2 separate regions of the Mus musculus genome follow, and region 1 is linked to region 2. A link is a contact called in ENCODE Hi-C or POLR2A ChIA-PET data. All regions are on one chromosome and are shown on one strand. The core of a region is the stretch at or near the end of the contact, and the rest is flanking DNA. Distances in the headings are between cores, read along the strand shown.

Region 1 (3,952 bases), core at 720-3,219, 80 kb before region 2:
ATATGGAAATCCATCAACGTAATCCATAATATAAACAAACTCAAAGACAAAAACCACATGATCTCCTTAGACGCGGATAAAGCATTCGACACGATCCAACACCCATTCATGATAAAAGTCTTGGAAAGATCAGGAATTCAAGGCCCATACCTAAACATGATAAAAGCAATCTACAGCAAACCAGTAGCCAACATCAAAGTAAATGGAGAGAAGCTGGAAGCAATCCCACTAAAATCAGGGACTAGACAAGGCTGCCCACTTTCTCCCTACCTATTCAAAATTGTACTTGAAGTCCTAGCCAGAGCAATTCGACAACAAAAGGAGATCAAGGGGATACAAATTGGAAAAGATGAAGTCAAAATATCACTTTTTGCAGATGATATGATAGTATATATAAGTGACCCTAAAAATTCCACCAGAGAACACCTAAACCTGATAAACAGCTTCGGTGAAGTAGCTGGATATAAAATTAACTCAAACAAGTCAATGGCCTTTCTCTACACAAAGAATAAACAGGCTGAGAAAGAAATTAGGGAAACAACACCCTTCTCAATAGTCACAAATAATATAAAATATCTTGGAGTGACTCTAACTAAGGAAGTGAAAGATCTGTATGATAAGAACTTCAAGTCTCTGAAGAAAGAAATTAAAGAAGATCTCAGAAGATGGAAAGATCTCCCATGCTCATGGATTGGCAGGATCAACATTGTAAAAATGGCTATCTTGCCAAAAGAAATCTACAGATTCTGAATTACTTTTCTATTGGTGGGACAAAACACCACGATTAAGGCAACTTATAAAAGACAGCATTTAATTTTGGCTTACCATTTCAGAAAGGTGGAGCCCAGGAGTGGAGGAGCAAAGGCACGGAGGCAGGAAGAGCTGAGAGCTCAGCCTCAATTCTCTCCCCCACCCCCATGCAGGATTGATGCTTCATCCACCTGCACACCTCCTCCAAAAAGAGCACACCTTTTAGTCCCCACCCCCTGCCCACATCGGGGACCAAATATTTAAGCATATGACTCTATGGGAGCCGATCTTATTTCTGCGCACTGCCACACGGTCTTTGTGGATGGTTTGGAGGAACGGGTATGTTTTCTCAAGGACTAGAGTTTATTGGTTGTTTGTCTCCGTTGTTTTTATTTTTATTTGTTTTTTTTTTCAAGACAGGGTTCCTCCGTGTAACGAGCCCTGGCTGCCCTGGAACTTCCTTTGTAAACCAGGCTGGCCTTGAACTCACAGAAATCCACCTGCCTCTACCTCCCAGCTCCTACTCCTCTGGTGTGTTTGTCTTAGTTCTAAGGCCCCTTGTATGTATGTGCGCATGCACCTGCTGGAAGAATGCCCTATGCACTCTTCGCTATTACTACAGACTTTATTTTCTTCCTCCCACAACAGGAAAAAAAGTAGGATTCGTGAAGAACTATTAAAATTTGGCTGCTTTTGAAACACAATAAAAATAAAATGAATTTTAGCTACATAGAGCAATTATTTAGTGGCACACTTTTGATGGTAAGAACTGCTTGTCAGCCATTGGATTCCTCTAAGGCTTGCTCGAAAGCGTTGCTATGGATCCCAAGTAAGGGCAGAGGTGCGGTGAGGTCCTTCTCCAGGTAGTGCCTCTTCCCAGAGTCAGCATGCCCACACAGTGCAGCTTGGTCTGTGGGGGCAGGGCAGCAGGGATGAGGAGAGCTACGGCAAAACCTGAGGAGAATTTTCAGGAGGTGTATACTCTCCTCTGGGTCGCTACTGGGAATCTTCACATGAGTAGGTGCATTCTGATGCCCAGCGATGCCCAGGCTTTGCTCACTAGGTCCATTACCAGAAAGAGTTTATCCCGGAGACTGAGCCTACAGAAGGCAGGCTGGGGCGGGGTTTGAGCGGTCTCCGGGGCGGAGCGTGTGTCCTGGGGGCGGGGTGGGCGGGGCCAGTCGTGAGCAGGCACTGCGGATCTGTTGCCCCGGCGGAGCCTACTTGGCCTGCCTGCGATGCGGTACCAACACCGCACGAAGTGTGTACAGATTCCCAGTTAGACAGCAGGAGGGACCTGGGAGCGGCCAGGGGTGAGTTTCCATGACGATAGGGATCGTGGTGGTGAAGGGCAAGGGCGAGGTCACTCCACACCCAGCCCGCCCTGGGAGTCCTTCCAAGCAAGACTGCAGTCTTTCGGGCGGAGCTCCCCGAGATGGGGCAGGCTCAGTCGAGCCTCAGGCCAGGCCTGAGGCAGGACTTCAGCATCCCGGGCTGGCACCTAGAAAATGGGTCATAAAGGGTGGGTTGTCTTCCGGGAGGGTATTTTGGTACCCCTACAGCAAGGGCCGGCCCGAGTCTATAGGCAGGGAGGAGAGTATTAGTTCACATCCCCCTCCAACAGTCCCAAACACCAGACCCAGCCTACGGAGCTCTGTCTCGGGCAAGCATCGTCCGGCCCCTTCCCCTGTGGTGAAGGAGTCACACAGCCCTGCACTTCTCTGCGCACGGGGGTTGGGGAGACTTCACGCAGTGAGAGCAAACGCGAGAAGGACCCCTGCCCCACGAAGAGTCCAAACCTGGCTTCCAGTCTTATTTTGGCAAGCCTCTTGCACTCTGGGCTTTGCCAGGAAGAGACTGCATGCCAAGTATCCCCTGCAAAAAAAAAAAAAAAAAAAGACCCCCTGGGTGAAGTTCTCTTTGTGTTTGGCATTCAAGGACTCTGGGACTTCCTGGTTTTCATTGATGTTGCCCATTTTTCCCCGTCTTTAGCTCCCTCCGCCCTCCCTTTTTGCTTGCTTTTGGTCGGAATGCTCCATATCCCACTCCCTCCTCCCATCTCCAGGTAACTGGAAATCAGTGACACCCACTGAGCTGGGAGGGCTCTTGTGCCCGCCCCAGCCCAGCTGTCATTACAAATCTCTGTCATCGTCTATGCAGGGATGTTTTATCTCTAAGAGACCAAGAGCTCAGGCAGGGCTTCTGTGCCCTGCTTCCTCCCTGGCTTGAGCTGGATCCTGGACCAGCTGCTGACCTCCTGTTCACTCTGGCACTGCCCTCACGTCTCCGTCATGACCCATCTGCTCACAGTGTTCCTGGTGGCCCTGATGGGCCTGCCTGTGGGTAAGGTGGACAGAGGCTAGAGGGACCCGGTTGAAGCCTGACCCTGGGAAAAGGTGGGTGGAGAAAGGGCAGGCTGGCCAGAATTCTCTCCCCTTCTGGATGTCCTGATCTGGCCGCCAGTGGAAGTGGGAGGTTGCCTGGAGACAGCTGGGGTCTGACTGACAGGAAAAGGATTTCTTCCTGCTCTCTGATCCCCATCCTCATCCACAGCCCAGGCTCTGGAGTGCCACGTGTGTGCCTACAATGGAGACAACTGCTTCAAACCCATGCGCTGCCCAGCCATGGCCACCTACTGTATGACCACACGAACTTGTGAGTCTGGCATCCTGGAGGGAGGCTTCTACCTGCACTGGTGGACAAGCTAAGACTGGGCTATCCAAGGTTCTGATCCTCTCTTCTGTAACCTTCTTGTGTCTGTCCCCTGCAGACTTCACCCCATACCGGATGAAGGTGAGGAAGTCCTGTGTCCCCAGCTGCTTTGAAACCGTGTACGATGGCTATTCCAAGCATGCATCTGCCACCTCCTGTTGCCAGTACTACCTCTGCAACGGTGCTGGCTTTGCTACCCCGGTGACCTTGGCCCTGGTCCCAGCACTCCTAGCTACCTTCTGGAGCTTGCTGTAAAGCTCGGTTCCCCAAGCCAGATCCACTCAAACGCAACACTCTCAAAAAACACAGTTTCCCTCTCTCTCCCAATTCACTCCACCCAACGCTCTTCCTTCTGACACTCCTCAACTACCACGAGGTCCCATGGCTACCTACGAAAGAACTGATGGCATCCAGATACCTCACTCCAAGGTCATTTTCAGAAGGCTGACATGTGGACCTGTAATGTGCCCACCCATGGGTGGGGCAGGCT
Region 2 (4,295 bases), core at 454-2,953:
GAAAACTCTAGTTAGTCCCTATTCTAGCAATTTCTCTGCTTGTTTCCCCTCCCTGCAGTGATGCCCCTCTGCCTGCCTTCTGTGTCCGCCTACTCACCTCTAATTAGAAATGCCAGGAGAGCCATTTTAGGGGAGTTTTTTTTCCCCCAGAAAGACATTCCTCTCAGGGATGGAAGCCCTGGGTGTGTGTGTGGAGGGGGGGGGGAGGGGGGACAGGTTGGCTCTAAGAGAGGCAGGGCTCCCCAAAGCTTCTTGAAAACAGAGGAGGGGGCTCTGAGGGATATGAGGTTAGGAGAGTTCTGTAGGTGTGTGAGCAAAAGTGGGGTGGGAGAAGCTGAGATGTGAGTACACGTGGATTACAAGTGGGGGCCACTGGTGTGTGTGTGGAAGGCCATGAGTGGGGGGCATGAGTCCACAGAGAGGGCCGTGAGTGGGGGGCATGAGTCTACATGGAAGGGTGTGAGTGGGCTAAGTGCTGGTTGGTATGAGTGTTCAGTGTGTATGTATGAGTGTGAGAGAGGGGGAGCTGGCAGAGAGGAAAGGGGGTTCTTGCAGGCACCATGTGTCTGTGGGCCCCTGTAGGCTTCTGCTGTGGGCAGTGATATGTCCCCAAGTAACATCAGGAAATGGGAGACCTAGACCTGTGTTTCTGGCTTGGTGTAAGTCAAGAAGGATGCCCTCCCCCACTGCACCACAGCGCTGTTGGCTGTTGCCAGGGAATCGGAAGGGGCCTCCCTCTAGAGGGAATCTCAGCTTCCGGAGCCCCATTCCTTATATGGCATCTTGCTTTCCTCTGCAGGCTCCTTCCCCTCCTTCCTCCTTCTCCCTCCCTCCTTCCTCCGGACTAACCTCTTGGAAGGCTTGAGAAGCTTCTGGTCCAGTTGTGGCTGGGTCCTAGGGACTTCAGGGTTCAGCAATGTTGCCTACACATCTTGATATCCCTATGCCCTACCCCAGTGTCTGTACAGGTTCAAGTGATACATCTGTTTCAGGGCACTGCGGCCCTGTTCAGCCACTGACACACAGACAGGGCCACTCAGTGTCCACAAACCTATGAAGGGGTCCAGAAAAAGCCTTGCCTGAGTGGAGTTCCCGAACAATATTGGACCAGGCTAGGATTTGGACTTATGACTCTTGGGGCAAGGTTGGGCAGGAAGTAGGTGTGTGTGTGTGTGTGTGTGTGTGTGTGTGTGTGTGTGTGTGTCCCGCTAACCAAAGGCAGCTGAGGATAGAAGGGTTTGGAGTGAGAGATTCCTACCAGGCACTTCTGAAGTTGCATACTGTGTGGTCAGGATGGGCAAGAGTCAGGATGGGCGCATCAAAGATTCAGAGGGGTAACGTCCAGCTGCTCCCTAAGAAAAGAGATCATGAGGCCCCAGGGCAAACAGTAGGTAATAACCTGCCTTAGCCTCATCCTCGCTGCCCAGGACTAGGTAGAGGAGAGTGTCTCCGGTCCCCAAAATCCCTCCCGGTGGGAGGCGCGCAGCAGAGCACATTAGTCACTCGGGGCTGTGAAGGGGCGGGTCCTTGAGGGCACCCACGGGAGGGGAGCGAGTAGGCGCGGAAGGCGGGGCCTGCGGCAGGAGAGGGCGCGGGCGGGCTCTGGCGCGGAGCCTGGGCGCCGCCAATGGGAGCCAGGGCTCCACGAGCTGCCGCCCACGGGCCCCGCGCAGCATAAATAGCCGCTGGTGGCGGTTTCGGTGCAGAGCTCAAGCGAGTTCTCCCGCAGCCGCAGTCTCTGGGCCTCTCTAGCTTCAGCGGCGACGAGCCTGCCACACTCGCTAAGCTCCTCCGGCACCGCACACCTGCCACTGCCGCTGCAGCCGCCGGCTCTGCTCCCTTCCGGCTTCTGCCTCAGAGGAGTTCTTAGCCTGTTCGGAGCCGCAGCACCGACGACCAGATGGAGCTGGACCATATGACCACCGGCGGCCTCCACGCCTACCCTGCCCCGCGGGGTGGGCCGGCCGCCAAACCCAATGTGATCCTGCAGATTGGTAAGTGCCGAGCTGAGATGCTGGAACACGTACGGAGGACCCACCGGCATCTGTTGACCGAAGTGTCCAAGCAGGTGGAGCGAGAGCTGAAAGGGTTGCACAGGTCGGTGGGCAAGCTGGAGAACAACTTGGACGGCTACGTGCCCACCGGCGACTCACAGCGCTGGAAGAAGTCCATCAAGGCCTGTCTTTGCCGCTGCCAGGAGACCATCGCCAACCTGGAGCGCTGGGTCAAGCGTGAGATGCACGTGTGGAGGGAGGTCTTCTACCGTCTGGAGAGGTGGGCTGACCGCCTGGAGTCCATGGGCGGCAAATACCCAGTGGGCAGCGAGCCGGCCCGCCACACTGTCTCTGTAGGTGTGGGGGGTCCAGAGCCCTACTGCCAGGAAGCTGATGGCTATGACTATACCGTTAGCCCCTATGCCATCACCCCGCCACCTGCCGCAGGAGAACTGCCTGAACAGGAGTCAGTTGAGGCTCAGCAATATCAGTCTTGGGGGCCAGGTGAGGATGGGCAACCGAGCCCTGGTGTGGATACACAGATCTTCGAGGACCCACGGGAGTTCCTGAGCCACCTGGAAGAGTACCTGCGGCAGGTGGGTGGCTCTGAAGAATATTGGCTGTCCCAGATCCAGAACCACATGAATGGGCCAGCCAAGAAGTGGTGGGAGTTCAAGCAGGGCTCGGTGAAGAACTGGGTGGAGTTCAAGAAGGAGTTTCTGCAATACAGTGAGGGTACACTCTCCCGTGAAGCCATTCAGCGGGAGCTGGAGCTGCCGCAGAAGCAGGGTGAACCACTCGACCAGTTCCTCTGGCGCAAGCGGGACCTGTACCAGACACTGTATGTGGACGCTGAGGAGGAGGAGATCATTCAGTATGTGGTGGGCACCCTGCAGCCCAAACTCAAGCGCTTTCTGCGCCACCCACTCCCCAAGACCCTGGAGCAGCTTATCCAGAGGGGTATGGAAGTGCAGGACGGCCTGGAGCAGGCAGCTGAGCCTTCTGGCACCCCACTGCCCACAGAGGATGAGACGGAGGCACTCACACCTGCTCTTACCAGCGAGTCAGTAGCCAGTGACAGGACCCAGCCTGAATAGAGGGGCCAGCCCAGGGTCCCCAGCCCGCCTGCCACACCCAGCCTGTGGCTTTTGCCAACTAGGACTTGAGCTGGGGCTGACTCCCAAAGGGATGCCCTGTCCAGCCAGACATCTACTCACCCACTGACCTGGCCTGACTCACAACTGCCACACAACCATGCTACATGGACTGAACATCAAGAAGCCCCTTTCCCATAGGGCTCCCACCTGCCGCCTACCCCTCATCTGTCTGCCCTGGTCCTGGCCCCCAGCCCCATTGGCCTCACCCTCTACACTCTCAGACCATCACAGAACACGATCTGGCTTCCTCATTCTGCTCCAGTGTCCAGGGCTCTTTGGGTAATCAAGAAACCAAGTGTCTGAAAGGCAACAAAAAGTAGGCACCAAAACCCAGGGGACATCCTAGGGCAGATGCTAAAGCAGAGATGCTGAGGGAACCTCAACTTCCGGGGATGCAGCCCACTCCTGCAGACACAGCAGATCCAGCTGGTACCCTAGCTGCCGCCCAGGGCAACCGGCCAGTCTTGGGCAGCATAGCTCCCCTCCCAGGGGTGAGCTGAAGCCACAAATGCAGCTGAAGCAGCAGACCTGACATCCTGGCACCTCCTGGCCCCCAGGTGAGCCCTGCACCGTGTATCTTAGAGTGGGGGGGGGGGGCGTGCAGAACCAAGTCCACTTTCCAGGAGCCCTTCAAGGCTTCCCTAGCAAATTAGTTGCAAGGGTGGAGTGAAGTGGCATCAGAGTGGGTGTCATTGTAGTGGGCACTGGCACTTCACGGTCCAAGGACGGGGCTGAGGTGGGGGCGGTTCTGGGGGAATTTGCTAAGCCAGCTCACCGAGGACCCTGTGATTTCTCACCCCAGCAGTGATTCATACCAGTGAAGAAGAGCAGAGCTCAGCTCCGTGACTCAGCCATGGCAGGCGGAGGGTCCCCGAGGGGCTGAGTCCTCACACCCAGCCGAGGCAGCGGCTGGAGCCTACAGAGCCAGGAGAATGACACCAGGTAAGAAAGTCTTGCCTCCTATCCTGACCAAGCCTCAGATCCCAGCCACTCTCCAGATTTCTGGGTTATCCGGGAAGTCCTGACAGGCCCCAGGGGTACCAGCTGGGAGCAGGGTAACCTGGTGTCCCTCCTGGATCTAGTGGTGAGCAGTTCTCTCACCATCTTGCTGCTTCCTGTGTCCTTCAGGTCTCAAGGCTGCTGA

Evidence for each region. Hi-C counts contacts between places; a loop is a spot of excess contacts on that map. ChIA-PET counts read pairs that join two places held with the same protein, here RNA polymerase II (POLR2A).
Region 1: a map of T-helper 17 cell shows a loop between it and region 2 (2.1-fold over the local background). The contact joins the promoter of Lynx1 here to the promoter of Arc in region 2. A Hi-C loop is called at or near these places in 1 of 37 maps with a recorded cell type or tissue (T-helper 17 cell). POLR2A ChIA-PET finds 5 or more read pairs at or near these places in 1 of 5 experiments (Patski).

Annotation. Positions count from the first base shown.
Region 1 is chr15:74,750,996-74,754,947 of GRCm38, reverse strand. It overlaps Lynx1 (Ly6/neurotoxin 1), which reads left to right and starts at 1,969. Exons shown (of 4, transcript NM_011838.4): 1 at 1,969-2,063; 2 at 2,911-3,093; 3 at 3,304-3,405; 4 at 3,521-3,952. The coding sequence starts at 3,042. The coding sequence ends at 3,717.
Region 2 is chr15:74,669,978-74,674,272 of GRCm38, reverse strand. It overlaps Arc (activity regulated cytoskeletal-associated protein), which reads left to right and starts at 1,703. Exons shown (of 3, transcript NM_018790.3): 1 at 1,703-3,708; 2 at 3,954-4,093; 3 at 4,280-4,295. The coding sequence starts at 1,901. The coding sequence ends at 3,091. It overlaps Gm32994 (a long non-coding RNA gene), which reads right to left and starts at 1,260. Exons shown (of 5, transcript XR_003951652.1): 1 at 850-1,260.